Regions from separate parts of the Homo sapiens genome. Here region 1 is linked to region 2. The links are chromatin loops, found by intact Hi-C in ENCODE. Cell type or tissue: endothelial cell of umbilical vein. All regions are shown on one strand. Region 1 holds the start of LOC107984790 (a long non-coding RNA gene). Region 2 overlaps LRRC28 (leucine rich repeat containing 28).

Region 1 (5,000 bases), 140 kb before region 2:
ACAGCAGCAGAAGGGAATAAATACACACTAGAAGATAGCAGGTGCCTTGCTGAGGTGCTGTAAGTACATAAATGAATAGATTTGCCGCCACTTTGCCCACCAGACCCCTTACCCCTCTCTGTATTCTTTTTGTTGCCTCCAAGTACCTATTTATTTATTTATTTATGTAATTTCAATAGGTTTTTGGGGAACAGATGGTGTTTGGTCACATGAGTAAGTTCTTCAGCGGTGATTTCTGAGATTTGGGTGCAGCCATCACCTGAGCAGTGCACACTGTACCCAATATGTAGCCTTTTATCCCTCACCCCCTCCCACCCTTTCACCCGAGTCCCCAAAGTCCATTGTGCCATTCTTATACCTTTGCATCCTCATAGCTTAGCTCCCACTTAGGAGTGAGAACGTCCTGAGTTACTTCACTTAGGATAATGGTCTCCAATTCCATCCAGGTTGCTGTGAAGGCCATTATTTCATTCCTTTTTTATGGCTGTCTCTCTGTATTCTTAAAACTAATCACAATGAGACCCTTAAATGTAAACTTCGATACCTCAAGCAGTCCTAGAAACAGATGAAACTCCAATCTCTTGACAAATCCAGCACTTCTAATGCATGGTTGTTGAAAATAGGAGATAACACTTAAGACTAATTAATTATTTTTCTTTTTTTCATGCTTCCTTGTCAGTGACCTTCCCCCCAGTTTTGCTAGGGGAGGATTGAGATTATTATAGCTGGATTACAAAGAGAAAGTGACAACATTCCTTCTTGACATCCCGGATAAGCTCCTGAAACCCATTTCAGAAACAAGAGTGAGTCTTTCAATTCTAAGAGCCAAGTACTTGAGAGGAAGAAGTCTTGTAAATTCCAGAAGCATTCTTTAACCTATCAGGCACCAAAGCCGAAGAGACTGGACATGAGCTTTGTTTTTTTGTAGTAAAATACACATAACATAAAATGTATCATTTCAACCTTTTTTTTTGACTCTTGCTCACTGCAACCTCCTCCTCCCTGGTTCAAGCAATTCTCCTGGCTCAGCTTCCCAAGTAGCTGGGATTACAGGCGCCCGCCACCACGCCCGGGTAATTTTTTGTATTTTTAGTAGACATGGGGTTTCACTGTGTTAGCCAGGCTGGTCTTGAACTACTGACCTCAGGCGATCCGTCCACCTCGGCCTCCCAAAGTGCTGGGATTACAGGCGTGAGCAACCACCCCCATTTTTTTTTTAATTAAAAAAAATTTTTTTTTAATTATTTTTTATGTTTATTTTATTTATTTATTTATTTTTTAAAGACAGGGTCTCGCTATGTTTCTCCCAGAGACACTGAACTCCACTGGCGTCTAGTGACTATTCACAGGTCTGATCATAGCTCACTGCAGCCTCCGACTCCACGCCTCAAGAGATCCTCCCACTTTAGCCACCTGGGTAGCCCAGACGACAGGCGCAAGCCATTTTGTAAGTGTACAATTCAAGGGCATTACATATATTCACATTGTTGTGCAACCATCACCACCATCCATCTCTAGAACTTCTTCATCTCCCAAACTGAAACTCTGTCCCCACTCAGCACTCACTCCCCTTTTCCCTCTCCCCTGCCCCTGGCCCCTGCCATTCATTCCCCTTTCTGCTGCTGTGAATTAGACTATTTCATGTTCTGCAGAAGAGTGGAGAGTTTTGCTTTTCAGCTCTAGAATGGGAAAGGAGCAGGATAGAATATGTGGGCAATTTCCTGCCACACAGGAATGCAGTACATCCCATTTTCCTGGGCTGGAAGAAGAGCATGAAGAGAGAGGGTGGAGTAAAAGAATTGAGGCCTGAGTGAGCGCCCTCCTCTGTCACCGGAGGAGGAAGGATGGGGACCCCAGCAGGTTAGGGGATCCCAGAATGGAGGGTGCTTACTTCCTGCCAGCCAGAGGGCCCAGCCCCCTCCTAAGATTGTACATGGAGCTCCCAAGCTCTCACATGCCTCCTGGGAAGACTGAGCCCTTCCCAGAGACTGAATTCACCCCCGGAATGGACTAAACGGCAAACTCGATGTGACTGCGTTCTCCAGGATGGACGAGGTTTGTATTTTTCCACTACTGAACAGAAATGGGGCTCTCCAACAAATGGAGTTCAATGGTAGAAAATAAAGTTAACATTTCTGAGCATCTGAATATTAATTATAAATTTTATACCTGCTACAAATACCCTGGCCCGAGAGATTCCTTCCTGTCCCCTGCAAGGTTCAAGGCATCCCTTGGCTCCCTAAGCTGTTTGGCTCTGAGCTGGGTGGGGCCCGCACGCAGGAGCAGCAGCTCCGTGTAGAAAGCTGTTTCGGATTTCTCCCCTGGGCAGGGTGCCACACGCACATGTTGCAGTCCCTGCCGACAGCCATGCCCAGCGCCCTGGCAAGCCACCCGCCCCCCAGGCTGCTTAGACCACTGGGTACCGCCCCCTGCTTCTCCCGCCCCCACCTCCTTCCTCCCCCGACTCCACCCCTCTCCTGCTCCAGGAAAAATATGTGGACGTCGCACGTCCCTCCTGTCACGAAACACACAAAGAGGACAGAGGGCGAAGGCGGGGTCCGTGGGAGCCCAGGCGACCTCAAGGCAGTTCACTCACGCAGCCAGCCCTCAGAGACGTGGGCTGCGTGTCTGCTGCCCGCCTGGGGAAACTGCAAGGGGCTGACTGGGTGGTGCCAGGGATTTGCACGCTCGGGGAATCTGTGGGATTCACATCTGTTTCTCCAACATTTCTCTCGCCTCTGCCAGACGTGAGCTCCTTGAAGGCAGGACCAGGCTTGGTTATTTTGAGTCTCTCCATCTCATCGGTCCTTGCTGGACAGATCCCTTTTTCATGGAGTGTCTCTGCCCTCACCCCTCACTCCACCCCAGCCCTCGGTAGTCCCATAGAAGCTGTGGGCTCCTGCAGCTCAGGCCTGGGGCAGTGCTGGATTCAAAATATCATAGCACAGTTCAGCAATCGGAAATGGATTCCACTCTTCACTGGCATTTCCCCTAAAGATCTTAGACGTGGCACCCGTCATAGTCTCTGCAAAACTTCTTCTCTTCTCTTCTCCTTCTCTTCCCTGCCATCCTTGAAATGGCAAGGACAAAAACGGCACCTCTCCTCCCAGCACTTCCTTCCTCTCTGGTCTTCCACCCCTGCCCCCGCTCCACCTTTTATCTTGCTTGTTGACTTAACTGCTTCCTCTCACCTCAGGGTCCCAGCCTTCCCCTCCATTCCTGCTCAGAGGTGGCTTTGGAGCCTATAGAACATGCTCCAAGGTCTTTGGGGCGCTGGTAGATCTACACTCACACCCTCTCACCCTGGCAAGACCTGCAAAGCAGAAGCTGGCACAGCTGGAGGAACAAGAGGCTGAATCGGAAGAACTCATTCAGCTGAATCTTGACGGATGGCCTTTTCCTGTAAAATACAGAGGAGACAGTGCATGCAGTTCAAACGCAGGCTGGGCTCCGTCTCTCTAGGGTGGGGAGATTTGTTCCTGCCCCCAAAACACCCCTTTCTTTTCACGACCCTTGTGCTCCTCTGGCTGCCTGCTTAATGTGCCACCCACACTGCACAGACCCCTCCCTAGGAATGTCCCCACCAACAATCTCAGCTGTGGCCTCAGGTCCACCATGGACACTCTGAGTCCCCAGGGATGCAGGCAGCCCCTAGAGGCTGTGGGATATTCCCAGGATGAGGGGTGGTCAGACACAAGAGTCTTTCATGAAGGTCAGAAGGCTCCAGGTGCTCTGTGTGCAGGTCAGTCGCCTGTACTCAGAAGGCAGGAAGAAGCTGCCTCGTGAGCTGAGGAGGGCAGGAAGGGATGCCATTTGCCTTTCAGGCTTCGTGCCTCCCTGCTGGAGGCTTTTTTGTGTTTATTTTTGCCTTATTTTGGGGTCCATTTAAAAAATCCTCACGCCATTAAAGTATGTCATTAGGGAAGCCCTGGGCCCTTCTTACGAGGCTTTGAGTATGAATGTCAGCCAACATCTCTACTTTAGTTAGCTTCATCTTTTAACTCTTTGAAAAGTGAGGACAAAGAATAAATATTCATTCCATTTCTTTTTTCTTTTTCTTTTCTTTCTTTTTTTTTTTTTGAGACAGAGTCTCACTGTGTCACCTAGGCTGGAGTGCGGTGGCGCTATCTTGTCTCACTGCAACCTCTGCCTCCTGGGCTTAAGTAGTTCTCCTGCCTCAGCCTCCCCAGTAGCTGAGACTACAGGTGCCTGTCACCACACCTGGCTAAATTTTTTTTTATTTTTTAATTTTATTTTTATTTTTAGTAGAGACGGGGTTTCACCATTTTGGCCAGGTTGGTCTCAAACCCCTGACCTCAAATGATCCACCAGCCTTGGCCTCCCAAAGTGCAGGGATTACAAGCATGAGCCACTGCGCCTGGCCTCTTTCCATTTCTTGAGTTCAAATCTATACCCTTGCGTGTGTGCCCCAGTGCTGCAGCTACGGAAATCCACTTCCAAGGCCTAGGGTGGACCACAGAGACCCTCCCTCACCCAGCAAGGACCCCCCAGGTAGCTGGGCTCATCTGTGCCCCTAGAGACACTCTGTGGCCCGTGAGGCAGGAATTATGGTGCCATTCTAGACAGACACTTGAGTGTTTATGGAAACGTCAAGCAATGAGAGCTAAGCTTATTTTAGTGATTCTTGTGTGCCAGGCACTGTTCTAATTAATTTAATCTTCACAGCTCTTATTTCTTGAGGTAAATACTGCTATTACCCCCCATTACAAATGAGAAAGTTAGGGCCCCATGAGGATGAGGGATTTGTCCAACGTCACATGACTCATACGTGGCAGAGGTGAGGCTGGAACTCGGGCCATCTTCAGAGTCTACTTTTGTGTGTGCTCAGCTGGCCTCAGCTGAGAGGCAGGTATGGAAGCCAATCCAAAATGCCTGCAGGGACCCCCGGACTAGACAGCCCTCAGCCTTCATGGGGCCGGGGGGCAGTGGGCAGCTGCTCTTGAACAACAGGCAATTGTTACCTTGCAGGAAAGCAGGCT
Region 2 (5,000 bases):
AGGATCACTTGAGCCCAGTACTTCAAGGCTGCAGTGAGCCATGACTACACCACTGCACTCCAGCCTGGGCAACAGAGCGAGACCCTGCTAAAAAAAAAATAAAAAGAGAGGCGTTAACCTAGAAGTAAGTCACTGAAGAGAATAATTTGCACACTGTGGGGATAAGAGGACTCATGTGTCTGACTATTCACTTACAAGGCATGTGAGCAGAGCTTCTGTTTGCTCATATGTTAAATGGTGTAACAGTACCTGGTCCCTCAATCTTATCGGTTGCAAGGTCACTGAATGTTTAAAAAAATTGTGATATTTAAATCACCATACAATATGTTTTTTAAGCATCAGCCTAGAGAATTACCAAAATATTGCATACTGTTAACTTAAGTAAACATGCATGGACATATCTATTGGTATAAAAGGCAATACATTTATAAAATATAGATGGGAAAACTATAAATACCAGAATCCACTTGCATAAAAAAGGCCTCAACAAGGCACTAAGATTTCCTATTTTAAATTTCTTCACTACTTCTCTGGTATACATAAAGAACTCTTACAACTCAATAGAAGAAAAACAATCGATTGAAATATGGGCAAAGCATCTAAACAGACATTTTTCCAAAGAACATATATGAAAGGCCAACAGGTAGATGAAAAGGTGCTCAACAAGTCCTATAGCCACAAATAGAAGACTTCAAAGGTACATAGAACACTTTGGAATATTTTTTCAAAATAAAACTGCGTTGATAAAATGCAAATGATCTCTGGTCTCAGATTTGTCTTTCAGAGCCCCTAGGGGGCTCACAGAAAGCAGAAAATACTCTTTACCTGGGTATATGCAATGGTAAGGGGTGTGGCATACTAGTTAAGAGAGCAGGAGCACAGTCTTGGAGTCCGACAACTGGGGTTTGAATCCTTGTTCTATTTACTAAATGTGCGGCTTAGTTTCCTCATCTGTATAATGGGGAAAATAAAGCTGTCCTCAGGTTTAGTGAGAATTGCTAACAAGGTTTACAAATTATCAAATAGCATTCTTGGCACATAACCTTCTCCAATATATGGCAGTTACTGTTCTCATTATTAGTAAGTGACATATTTGGAAGTACGGCCTACAGTAGAAGAAGGCCAGTTAAGAGAGAATTCTCTTTGGCATGCAGCAAATGGTAGTAACACTTTTCTATACTTTAATTGCACAGAGAAGAGTTGGAGGCAGCGGCCTCTAGAGACAATGATTCATCCCCTCAAACCAAGGGCACAAAATGGGACATGACAGAGGAAGCACCTCTTTTCTCTATACTGCAAAAAGAGCTTATGCAAATTAAATGAGGTGACATGCAAAGATCATACAATACAGTTAAATAAGAGCTGACACTTGCTACTTCTTACATAGTTTAGTCTTCTTTCCCTATGTTAATTTTATAGGAAAAAATGAGTTGATAATTTAAAAATGCTATTAGGTTCAGATCTTGTCTTAGCTTTTCAATATTCCACATAATTCAGTTTGCACCTCCTGGCTATTCTGAGGAAGGTAGTTTTTTATATATGCCCACCATGAAATAGACTATTTTATGTTAAAGCTGAAAGAAAATCAGTATCTGCTCTGTTCAGATGTATTATACATTAGCCAGCATAATGCCTCATGGACATGAGTATGTAATACAGACACTTAAACTTTCCAAATACACAATCTGATATAGAGTGGGGAGTGGCAGTACTGAAATTAGACAATGCAGTGGGTGATGGAGTCAGAACTGAGTCTGAATCCTGCTTCCTCACTTACTAACTGCTTCCTGACATGAAGGGAAATGAAATGTTCTGAGCCTGCTTCCTCCAGTGCAACAAGGGGATAAGAGTACCTTTCTCACAGACCTGTTATGAAGATTAAACAACGTATATAGTGCCCAGCTTTATTCCTGGCAAAATAATTGGTACTCGATACATCTTAGTCTTTTACCTCTTGCTTCTGAATACAAAGAGGAGATCACAAAACAGTGTGGGATGATGAAGAGAACCAGCAGGATGATGAAGAGAACCAGGCAGCTCTGCTGTTTTAGTTGGCACAGCACAGCCTGGTGGGGAGGCCAGGACACCGCAGCGCCGGGCAAGGTCACAGGCTGTAAAGGCGATGCTGTGATGGCCTCTTGAGAGCGTGAACCTGGCCAGAAGGCAGTCGGCTGGCAAAAACCCCCAAGCACAATGGAATGGCATTCGTAATCATTATGAGGCTGAAATACGAACGTGTACTTCATGAAAAGGCTTTGAGATGTTTCTTATATTCTTAAGATAAAAAACCCTTCACTCAATAATTAACTTTGGAAGAGATCACTCGTGTACTAACCACTGGGGCGGTTTGTTTTCTTCCTTTAATTACTATTAATGCACCGATACCTTACAATAGATACATCACGCAATAATATTTTTAAAGTTCCTGTGCAAAATTGCTCAGTATGTAAAATCTATAACGCAAGGAAGCTGTCCGTCGTACAGATGCTACAGCCACAAAGAACTTTTTCATGTGGCTTTTTAAAGTACTGTATTGTGTCCAAAATATTTCCTTTTTTTCTTCCAAACTCACAGATCAAAGTTTCTGACTTAGAAATTAGCAAAATCTAGGAGTCCTGCACAAGCTCCAATTCTGTTTGTTTGTTTGCTTATAACCTCAAGGCTCTGGCATACACAGTCCACATGGCTGAAAATGGAACAAAAAGCTCCTGTGTATTCAGGCTACTGCCCTTTTAACCATACTGTAAAAGCAAGCATGGAATGACAGCACAGGAGAGGACAGAACAGGATCTGTGTTTACTTCATGCTGACCAGTATGAAATTCATTTATTTTATCAAAAGGTGAATGGTATATTCTCATCAACAAAATGATGGGGCAAAAGAAACAACAACATCAAAGCAATCAATCAAAATAAATTATTTGGAATGCTCTATCAATGTTAAACCAATTATCATAGTTCAATAAATCAGAGATATTATTAGTCATAATTACAATGCTTTAAATACTATAAAATGTGGGCTTCTTAGTAATAAATTCAGAATAATTTACAGTGTATTCCAAAATAATTCTTAAAATGAATTTAAATTACCTACATGATGCTTTTTACAAAGAGAACCCTTCAACCACTTTCTCAGAGTAATAAATTTTTAAGTGCTAGCTTCTTTAAATACACACAAACACACAGACTCCATTAACTCTCTTACAAAGTCACTGTCTTTCTATTCACCTTTTACAAAATAAGACTTCACAGTGAATTATAATTTAATAAGATAACTTTACACATGGTAGATCATCAACTGTTAAATTAAAATAAATAGATTTTAATGAATTTGAATGACTGCAGGCTTCCTTTGCTGTGGGTTTAAATATTCATGCTGCAGAATCTCTATTTCTCTTGCACAGTTCAGGTAACAAAAAGATCACAAGGAATGGGCTGGGCACTGTGCTCAATGCTTGGGGTCCAAACATGAAGACACACAGTTCCTACACTTCCTTACAGTCTAGTTACAGAGTAAAACAGTTCATATTGACTGTATACTTATGTGGTATTTGTAAGTGATATGTGTTTTATGGATCTTATTCTCACAATCGTGCTATGAAGTAGGTGCTAATATTACCCTTTTACTGAGACTTCAATAACCTTCCGAAGTCCAAGATTCCACAGCTATCAAGTGGTAGAGCTGGGATTGAAAGGCGCATCTGCCTGTTTCACCATGACGGAAGTTAGACAGCCTCCCCCAACACATCATTCTGATACAAGCAGGGCACTCCCATGCAGGCCAGGGAGTGGTACTACCTAGCAGGATTCCCCGGGGGCTAAGGGTGAGAGAGCTGGTTCTTGCCCAAGGCATCCAGGTGTAGTATCAGAGTGGGGTCTTGAAGCAGACATTGCCAAAGAGATAAGTGAGGAAAAAAGTTTCTCTTTGCTTGCTTTAAAGGTCTAGAAAACTGGTAGGCTAGTTCTAATTTACAGATTTATGGCAGAAATACCAAGAATTCCTTCAGAGAAGATCCTAGAGAAGGAAACAGGCTGACTGTCCAGTATGGACTTGGAAAATACAACACTGCCATGGCTGCTTGTATGAAGAGCAAAATGTCTTCACTGCATTGTGCCTTGAACTGCTTGCTCAGCTGCACTATGTTCCTGTTTTTCTGGTTTGTTTGGAACTTAAGAACTTTACTGAAAGCTATGACTGATGGAGACTCCAGATTCTTGCTTTTAAGTCAATTCATAACATCTTCCAGACTTCACTAGTACTGCACATTTTTGTCACTATTTAAAAAGCTGTGAGTTCTAGAACGAGAACAACAAAAAACTCTCCTGGTAAACATTCTGCTCATGGTGCTAGCCCTCATACTGCTATTTTTCTAAACTTCACATTGTGCCCTAAGAATGAACATTTCTTTTTCTCTTAATTGATATTTGGGAGAACAGGGCTCACTTTCTTCACATTAATCATGTCCCACCCCCTAAATCCTACTCCAAAACTTAGAGAAAAATACAAATTTGTTCATTTAAAGCTCACCTAATCTAGGTGCACTTTTCTCTTCATACATTAGCATAGTAAGTCAACATCTGGCAGGTGCTGCAGAAGCCACATGAAATAATCCTGTTAGCTTCCTAGGAAAACCTAACACAAGAGCAAAACCCTTATGCAATGAAAGAAAAACAAAGCACTGTCAGAAGACAGCAGAACAGGCCGGGCGCGGTGGCTCACGCCTGTAATCCCAGCACTTTGGGAGGCTGAGCCAGGTGGATCAGCTGAGGTCAGGAGTTCGAGACCAGCCTGGCCAACACGGTGAAATCCCCATCTCTATTAAAAATACAAAAATTAGCCATCCATGGCAGTGTGCGCCTATAATCCCAGCTACTCGGGAGGCTGAGGCAGGAGAATCACTTGAACCCGGGAGGTGGAGGTTGTAGTGAGCCCAGATCACGCCACTGCACTCCAGCCTGGGTGACAGAGCGAGACTCCATCTCAAAAAAAAAAAAAAAAAA

What was found. A loop is a pair of places that touch in the nucleus more often than their neighbours do. Peaks named below come from ENCODE experiments on the same cell type or tissue, not always from the same donor. Only the 100,000 strongest peaks of a DNase experiment are listed, where the experiment ranks them.
Region 1: it touches region 2 in a loop (1.8-fold over the local background); 1 of 110 quality-filtered maps calls a loop at or near these places.

Annotation. Positions count from the first base shown.
Region 1 is chr15:99,484,039-99,489,038 of GRCh38, reverse strand. LOC107984790 (a long non-coding RNA gene) reads right to left here and starts at 2,321. Exons shown (of 3, transcript XR_001751711.2): 1 at 2,170-2,321. RefSeq lists a silencer at 2,361-2,410. In endothelial cell of umbilical vein, no CTCF peak of the experiment used is centred here; a DNase peak (open chromatin) is centred at 2,438; H3K4me3 peaks cover 782 bases.
Region 2 is chr15:99,341,091-99,346,090 of GRCh38, reverse strand. The region is part of intron 6 of LRRC28 (leucine rich repeat containing 28); the gene reads right to left. Among named protein-coding and RNA genes, the nearest start is that of LINC02244, 59 kb to the left of the region's middle. In endothelial cell of umbilical vein, a CTCF peak has its summit at 2,066; DNase peaks (open chromatin) are centred at 1,890 and 1,980; H3K27ac peaks cover 920 bases.